Regions from separate parts of the Homo sapiens genome. Here region 1 is linked to region 2. A link is an interaction called in ENCODE POLR2A ChIA-PET data of the cell type or tissue named here. Cell type or tissue: IMR-90. All regions are shown on one strand.

What was found. ChIA-PET counts read pairs that join two places held together with the same protein. Peaks named below come from ENCODE experiments on the same cell type or tissue, not always from the same donor. Only the 100,000 strongest peaks of a DNase experiment are listed, where the experiment ranks them.
Region 1: POLR2A ChIA-PET joins it to region 2 with 6 read pairs; 3 of 35 experiments call an interaction of 5 or more read pairs at or near these places.

Annotation. Positions count from the first base shown.
Region 1 is chr6:149,134,818-149,138,817 of GRCh38, reverse strand. No RefSeq gene overlaps it. Among named protein-coding and RNA genes, the nearest start is that of UST-AS2, 100 kb to the right of the region's middle. In IMR-90, no CTCF peak of the experiment used is centred here; no DNase peak of the experiment used is centred here; H3K27me3 peaks cover 182 bases.
Region 2 is chr6:149,332,975-149,336,974 of GRCh38, reverse strand. The region is part of intron 1 of TAB2 (TGF-beta activated kinase 1 (MAP3K7) binding protein 2); the gene reads right to left. Among named protein-coding and RNA genes, the nearest start is that of TAB2, 17 kb to the right of the region's middle. RefSeq lists an enhancer at 113-262. In IMR-90, no CTCF peak of the experiment used is centred here; DNase peaks (open chromatin) are centred at 834, 1,924 and 2,614; H3K27ac peaks cover 418 bases.

The DNA of each region.
Region 1 (4,000 bases), 200 kb after region 2:
GATGGCTGCCGGGGGCTGGAGCAGGAGGCGTGGGAGTTGTTTAATGGGTATAGGGTTTCATTTTGTTGGGGAAAGGAGTTCTGGAGATAGATGGCGGGCTGGTTGTACCACATGTAAATGTACTTACTGCTACTGAACGGTGCACTTACAATGGTTAAAAATGCTATTTTTTTTTTACCGTAGTTTAAAGCACCCCACTAAAATTATCTTCAATAGGCCAATGATTCAGGGAACACAGAGCATCTCCTGTTACTGGGAGCTGCTGGGTAATGGAAAAGTTGTGTTCAGCTACTTTGAACCCTTCAGAAGCAAGGGAGACTTCAAACTGGGGATTGACCTGAGAGATAGCTATAACTTGGAAAACTGTGCGTGGCTTTGATTCTCTCATATGCATTTCACCTTTTGGTTTCTGCTGTGAATTGGTGGAAAAGAGAGGCTAGAGCTGCGTCTGGTGGGAGGGCTGGAGACCGTGGCTACGGCGCACCTCTCCTACTGCACTGGGAGTAGGGGAATTGGCTTGCCTGCTGGCGGGCCTCCCCGGGCTTGGCTCTGTGAGCCTCTCTCGCAGGTCTGGGCTTCAGTTCTTGGACATTTTTGCCCCTGAGTGACCGTGTCTGGCTGCTGTGGTCTCTGTGTGTCCCACCCTGCTGCCTCCCTGCAGTGCTCCAGGACTGGGCCTCCACCACAATAATAATCACCACCGTTTTATCAGGCACCAGGGCACACACAGTCAGGTGTAATCTTCACAGCAGCCCCTTCAGGTCAGTGCCAGTACCCCCAATTATCAGAGGAAGACCCTTCCTTCAATCCCCACTGATGAAATTAGGACCCCCAAATACACTTTCTCATAGTACCTTGTACATTTGATCCCAGCCCTTTCCTCCATGTAGTTGCCAGATGGGCGTAATTTGTTGTGATGTCTAGCTCCCCTATTAGTAAGCTCTGCCTCCGTTTTTGTTCCTAAAAGTAACTCCAGCAAGAGGCAACACAGTGCTGGGCTGCATTAGGCTTTTGGCCAACATTTATAGAGTGAAGAAATGAGTTGCATAACATGTCCAAGGTCCTGTTGCAAATCAATGACAGGTTAAAAAACAGGATTAAAATAAAACCCTATCACATATCTCTTCCTTGTTCTCTGTTTTAAAAATTATATATGTACACACACGTATATATGTATATGTGTGTACATATGTGTGCATGTGCGTATCTGTGTATGTGTGTATACATACGTGTTTTTTAAAAAATATGGCAGGAAGGGCTGGGTGTGGTGGCTCAAGCCTGTAATCCCAGCAGTTTGGGAGGCCCAGAGAGATGGATCACCTGAGGTCAGGAGTTCAAGACCAGCCTGGCCAACGTGGTGAAACCTGTCTCTATTAAAAATAAAAAAAATTAGCGGGCGCCTGTAATCCCAGCTACTCGGGAGACTGAGGCAGGAGAGTCATTTGAACCCGGGAGGCAGAGGTTGTAGTGAGCTGATATCATGCCATTGCACTCCAGCCTGGGCAACAGGAGCGAAACTCCATCTCAAAAAATAAATAAAATAAAATAAAAATAGGGCAGGAAGAAGAGAAGAGGAAGACCTGCAATTCCCTAAGGGAAGAAGCAAGCGGGGGTGAATGACAGCCTTCAGTGACAGGCAGGGGATGTCAGAGAGAGTCAATGCCAGAGGCTTGGCTCCTGGTTGGGCAGCAGAGGCCCTCAGGGTGACAGCCCTCCCTCCCAAGGCTGGGATACATCAAGAATCAGGTGGAACTATTGATTGAGATCAGAGTCCATCAAGTCCCCACTGCATGAAGCTCAGTTCTCCTCCACACTGACTAGGCCGTCTCTGTCAGCACCTTCCCCCACTGTCCCTGTCCCCTGCTATGGCCTGAATGTTTGTGCCCCCCCAAATTTATATGTTGATACAAAATCCCCAATGCAGTAGTCTTAAGAGGTGGAGCCTTTGAGAGGTGATTAGGTCATGAAGGCTCTGCCCTCATAAATAGGGTTAGCGCTCTTATAAAAGAGGCTTGGCAGAGCTTGTTTGCCCCTTCCCCTTCTGCCATGTGAGGAACATACAAGGCATCATCTATGAGGAATGGGCCCTCACCAGACACTAAAACTGCTGGCGCCTTGATCTTGGACTTCCCAGCCTCCAGAACTGTAAGCAATACATTTCTGCTGTTTATAGATTACCCAGTCCAAGGTATTTCACTGTAGCAGCCTGAAATGGACTAACACACACCCTATTCACACATTAACACACGCACTCAGACACATATCACGTACCTGCACACACACAAACACACCCTCAAATCTACACATATGCACACTCACAGACACATACACTTATATACACCCACACAGATCCACATATGAACACACACACACACACACAGACTCAAACCTGCACATACACTCACACATACACCCACACACATAGTCACACACACTTGCCCATGTGGGAGTCTGAAAACATTTTCATGCTTTCTGAGGCTCCCTATTTCCCGTGGAATTAAGTTCAAACTCCTTGGCATAGCATTTGGGGCCTGTCACATGGAATCTGAACATGTCTTTCTGACCCTTTCTTCTCCCACATAGCTCTATCCATGACATCCATCAGGAGGCAATTGGGTTCCCAGCCTGGATTACACTGGTTGGCAGGAAGGCTGTGAGTTGGAAGCCTGACATTGGGAGCCCTCTTTCCTTGTCTGTGCCATCAGAGCCTTCCATCATTGTGACATCCCTGAGGGCTGTCTAAGGGAGCAAACCACCTGGTAGGACTTTTCACGTTTGCTCAAGATTTTTTAATCTGCCCTAATCCTCCCTATACCTGTTCAACCCTTCAAAAAAACGCAGACAAAAGCACTACTTAGCAAATCTTTCCTCAATCCCTTCACTTAGGGGAAAACCCTTTCAAGCCCTTCCTCCATACAGAGAACTTCCATTCACGTCTCTGTATGCCTCCCTGTGCCACATACCAGCCCCACACTGAAGATGCTTGGCTTACTTCTTTCATGAAGTCTGCAGTCCTCGGACTCAGGATGGTTAAGTGCTGTATTTGTGTCATTTCAAAGAGTTTAACAGGACACCTTGTACAAATCAGGTGCTCTAAAAATCATTTATTTCTCTTTGATATAAAAAGGCTACTACATTTTGTGGTCAGTAAATTCTTCCATAGTTATTTGGCTCAACTGATAACATTGTGTGTTGAAATGTATCTAAGGCAACCATTTGAGTGTAAATCTCATCTGATCGGGAAAAATCACTAGGCCAATAACTTCTTCCTGAGGTTGGTTTACATGAATAGCTCTTCCCTGGGCTGGTCTTAGGGGAAATGGAATCCTGGGGAGACCAGATGTGCAAGGGTATCAGGGAAGGGCCAGTTTTATGGGATCAAGTTCTTGGTGGGAAGCAGGAAGAGGCAGCTAGGTCATAAGATAAAAGTGAAAATTTTAGAAAAAGGAATGCAGGGAAGGAAGGAGACAGGAAGAAAGACAGAACTTGACAGAACTTAAAAGTCCCATTTCTCTTAATTAAACATTTTTGCCTTGGCTGGGCATGTCAGGCCATAGGGTCAAAACTGAACTAAGAGGTTTGTGCAAAAGTATTCCCATCACACTTTCTAAGTATTTGTTGAAGTGAAAGTGTTCTCACTAGAACAGTTCAGTGATTTTTGCTTCGTTGTCCATTATTTTAAAAATGATCTCCCACATGAATAGCATATCAGCTTTTATATAAGCTACCATGGGTTATGAGCTCTTAAGAGGAAAACGTCTATCCCAGTAAAAAAAAATATTATTATTGCTACTTTACTACTTTTGAATTCAGCTGAAGCTTCGTGTTGGGGCCATTGGGACATCTTACATGCATTGCTTTGATCTCTACGTTATTTATTTCCATATCAGCATGAGTTTTTTCCTAGGGAATCTCTAGTTTCTGGCTGAGGGATTCTTTGGCAGTGCAGATGCTGTGTCGAAAAGAGTAGGTCCCTGGGATTTGCCATACAGTTCAGCAT
Region 2 (4,000 bases):
AAATTTCAGTTCAAAGTTCATAAAAATATAAAGATGTCACTTTTTTTTTTTTATCTAAATGCATGCAGCCCTCTAAATTGTATCCCTGGATCCCTTCAGGGTCTTGCAGATTAAAACTACTCTATTAAATTCACCTGCTTCTATTTCCCAGCAGTCCCCACACCCTTAGGAATCTGGGCAGGCCTGTCTGAACATGTTCAACCCACACTTTCCTTTCTTTGCTTACTACACTACTGCCCTTGCTTAGAATGTTATGTCTTCACCTTGAGGCTTATCAAAATCTTAACTACCTCTTCAAAACCAATTCCAATTTCACCTTCTACTTGAATTCTTTTTATCCTGCTTCAGCCCACATGGATCTTTTCCTACAACTACTAATGTAGCTGTAGGTCAATGCTTTATGAATCAACATTTAATTATTCTCTTACAGTCTACTTCTGTGTCTCTTCATCTAAGTTATAAGATCCCCGGAGACATGTGCTATGTGCTTACACATAGAACACTGCATATACATAATATAGGCACATATAAAGTACTCAGCAAGTGCCCCCAATAAATCAAGCACAGAAGATCATCTGTTTGGCAACTTCGAGTACCAGAAAATACATCAAGATAAGCCAAAAGTTCCACTAAGGAGTTAAAACAGACATAAATTAGGCTTATAGTTCACCTCTATCAGAACCTAGATACTCCTATTTAATTAAGAACCCAGAAGCTTATTTACTAGGCAGCAATGAATTCCAAGTAATAAATCAAGGAAGGAGCACTAAAGTCAGCACAAGACAATGATTCATTCCAAACATATTGGTTAAGCACTACTACGTGCCAGGCACTGTTCTAGAATCTATGATTCAGTTCTCATATAGCAACTTAGTGCCAGGCCCTGGACTAGAACCCGGGGTTCCTGACTCATTCTGAAGCTCTGAAACAAAATGTTTATTTCTATCTTCCAGAAAAGGTTTAGTATGCAGGGTAAAAGTGGGGGAGGGGAGGAGGTGTTACTATTTCAGAAAGCAGCAAAGTATGTGAAACATTATAAAGAAATAGATTTGGAGGTATGAATATCTATATTTATCTACACACAATATACATAATATATTGTAAAATCTCTATAAAATCTCTAAAATAGATTCAGGAGTAAGTTTCAATCATTTTATGTACTTACTACCTAAGAATACTAGATGAATGAGGTGTTACTCTGCTTATTAATATTTTAATCACAAACACTTCATAAAATTGTATTTTTCTTCAAAGAGCCCTGCCAAGTTGCTTCATTTATTTGATGTAAAAATAAAAAACTAGGTCAGGTATAGTGGCTCATACCTGTAATCGCAGCACTTTGGGAGACCAAAGCAAGAGGATCACTTGAGCCAAGGAGTTTGAGACTAGCCTGTGCAATACAGCAAAACCCTGCCTCTACAAAAAGTTAGAAAAAAAGTATTAGCCAGGCATGGTGGCTGGTGTCTGTAGTCCCAGGTACTTGGGAGGCTAAGGTGGGAGGTTAAGGCTGAGCCCAGGAAGTTAAGGCTGCAGTGAGCTATGATTGTACCACTGCCCTCCAGCCTGGGTGACAGAGTAATACCCTGTCTCAAATATATGTATGTAAATATTATATATATGTTATATATACACACATATATTTTTTATATATATAATACATACATACATACATATCTATATATAAACTTTTCTACCAATTTCCTGGAGGTGAGGTGGGGTGGGGTGGTAGTAATGATGGTAGTAGATATTATTCTAAATAATCTTCACCTTTTTCCCTGGGGAAACGGACCAAAAGAGGATAATGAGAATGTGGGTAGGAAATGGGGAATTGGTCTCCACAAATTTCAAGCTCTACTGCTGACTGTGACTAAAAAAAATTACTTTTCCTAAAGGGAAGTTCTTAGACTAATAGCAATGGAATTCAGTGAGCGAGTGAGGGAAGGAGGGAGGCGGAAGGGAGGGGTGGGACTGGAACAAGTAAACTAATAGCCTGACAATACCATGCTGGCAACCTAAAGTCACCTTGTCCAAAACTCAACTCACTGCCTCCTACTCACTAATGTATTTCTCTGTTAATTATAAATGACATGCTTCTGAAGCTAGAAACCTCAGAGTTCTCAATTCTTTTCCTCTCCACATATAATCAATGGCAAAGTTTCACTGATTACTTTCACAAAAATTTCTCTTTTCCACCACAATGTCCTTGTTCAAGTATGTGTTATCTGGGCAATCACCTAACACCATGACCTCTTGTTTGACTGCTTGTTCTACTCTTAAGGTTTTCTTTTTTTTTTTTTTAAGAGACAAGGTCTTGCTCTATTTTCCAGGCTGGAGTGCTGTCATGTAATCATAGATATGCAGCCTCGAACTCCTGGGCTCAAGTGATCCTCTCAACTCAGCCTCTTGAGTAGGCAGGACTACAGGTGCACTTTACCTGCCGAGTTAGTTTTTTATTTTTATTAGAGATGGGGTCTTGCTATGTTGCCCAGGCTGGTCTCAAACTCCTGGCTTCAGCAATCCTCTTGCCTCAACCTCTCAAGACTCTAGTATTACAGGCCTTATGCCTGGCTAAGCCTTTCTAAACTGTATTTCACAGTGGTAACAAACTTGGCTAGCTTCCTAAAAACTGGCTGAATCGTGTCACTTTCCTCCCTAAGAAAGGCAAGAGATTTTGTAGAGATACGCTGTAGTGAGTTTCAGCAGAAGGTGCTGACACTGACACAGGGAATAATGAAAAAAAGGTAAGAGAGAGGAGACCTGAGGATGAAGAATTTAGAATAAGTCAGAAAAATCAGGCAGAGAAAATGTTGGGAAGAATGGTATCAAGAAAGCCAAGTGAAGAGTTATAACAAAAATGATTATAAAGTTTAAAGTTTATTATTTTTATAATTTTATAGCAATAAATTTTCTATTAATAGCTTACATTTACTAAGTGCTAGGCACTAGGTCAAATGACTTATAATGCATAAACTCATCTAATGCTCCCAATAATCATGTGAGGCAGGCACCTCTATACGAGACTCAGTTAACTACACAGTTTGTCCTACTAGACAAAGAATTATTTTATACAGCTCCCTTTCCTTATTCCCTGAGATGCTTAATGCAAAGCACTTAAACATTCTTACTATGTTGGTGTCAACAATACCAGAGAAAGACATTCTTTTTACAAACTTTACTAATTTGCCATGGACTAACACAATATATGTATCTGTACACACAGACACATAGACACACACACACACACACACACACACACACACACACACTATGGATCTGGAAATAAAAGAATATATGGTTTTAAAAATACCCAATCTCCTAATATTTAAATCTGCATTGGAATAGTAAGGGCTAAGGGTATTTTTGTCTTGTAAAGCTCAAAAGTGGAAAGGTATATAAAAATACTGAAGAGAAACTTGGCCTATACATCTACCATCTACCTGAAAATGGGCAGAAGGACTGCGTAGAAGACAGACAGATTAACATTCCTTTCTTTTAAAATGTGCACAAGAAATTTCCTAGGAGACATGCTATTATGGACTCAACTCTAAACCTAGCCTACTATTTGCAATGTGTACTCCATTCAACACAAGAAATCTGGGCCAAAGTTTAGACGAATTTGCAGAAATCCATTACCACTAGGGAAAAGAGAAAAAAGAGGCAAAATGTACGCCTCACTAATCTTGGGTTGGTGACGCTGCTATGTATGGGTGCAATCTCTAGGGCTAGAATGCTTGTTTGGAAGCATCAGAAAGACATTCAACCACAACCTGTACTCCAGAATCCCAAAAGCTCATTTACTTTCGAAAACAATCAAGTTTACTAGCTCTAAACTCTAGTAGTCTGTGTCCATTCATTCACAAATATTTACTGAGCGCTCAAGCGCCAAGGTATTGTACTCATGCTATAAAAACTGACATTTAGTGGGAGAAACTGAAAAGTAAACAGATAATTATAATACACATGGCAATCTTGCAATGGGGGTAAATAAAACGAAGTGCTA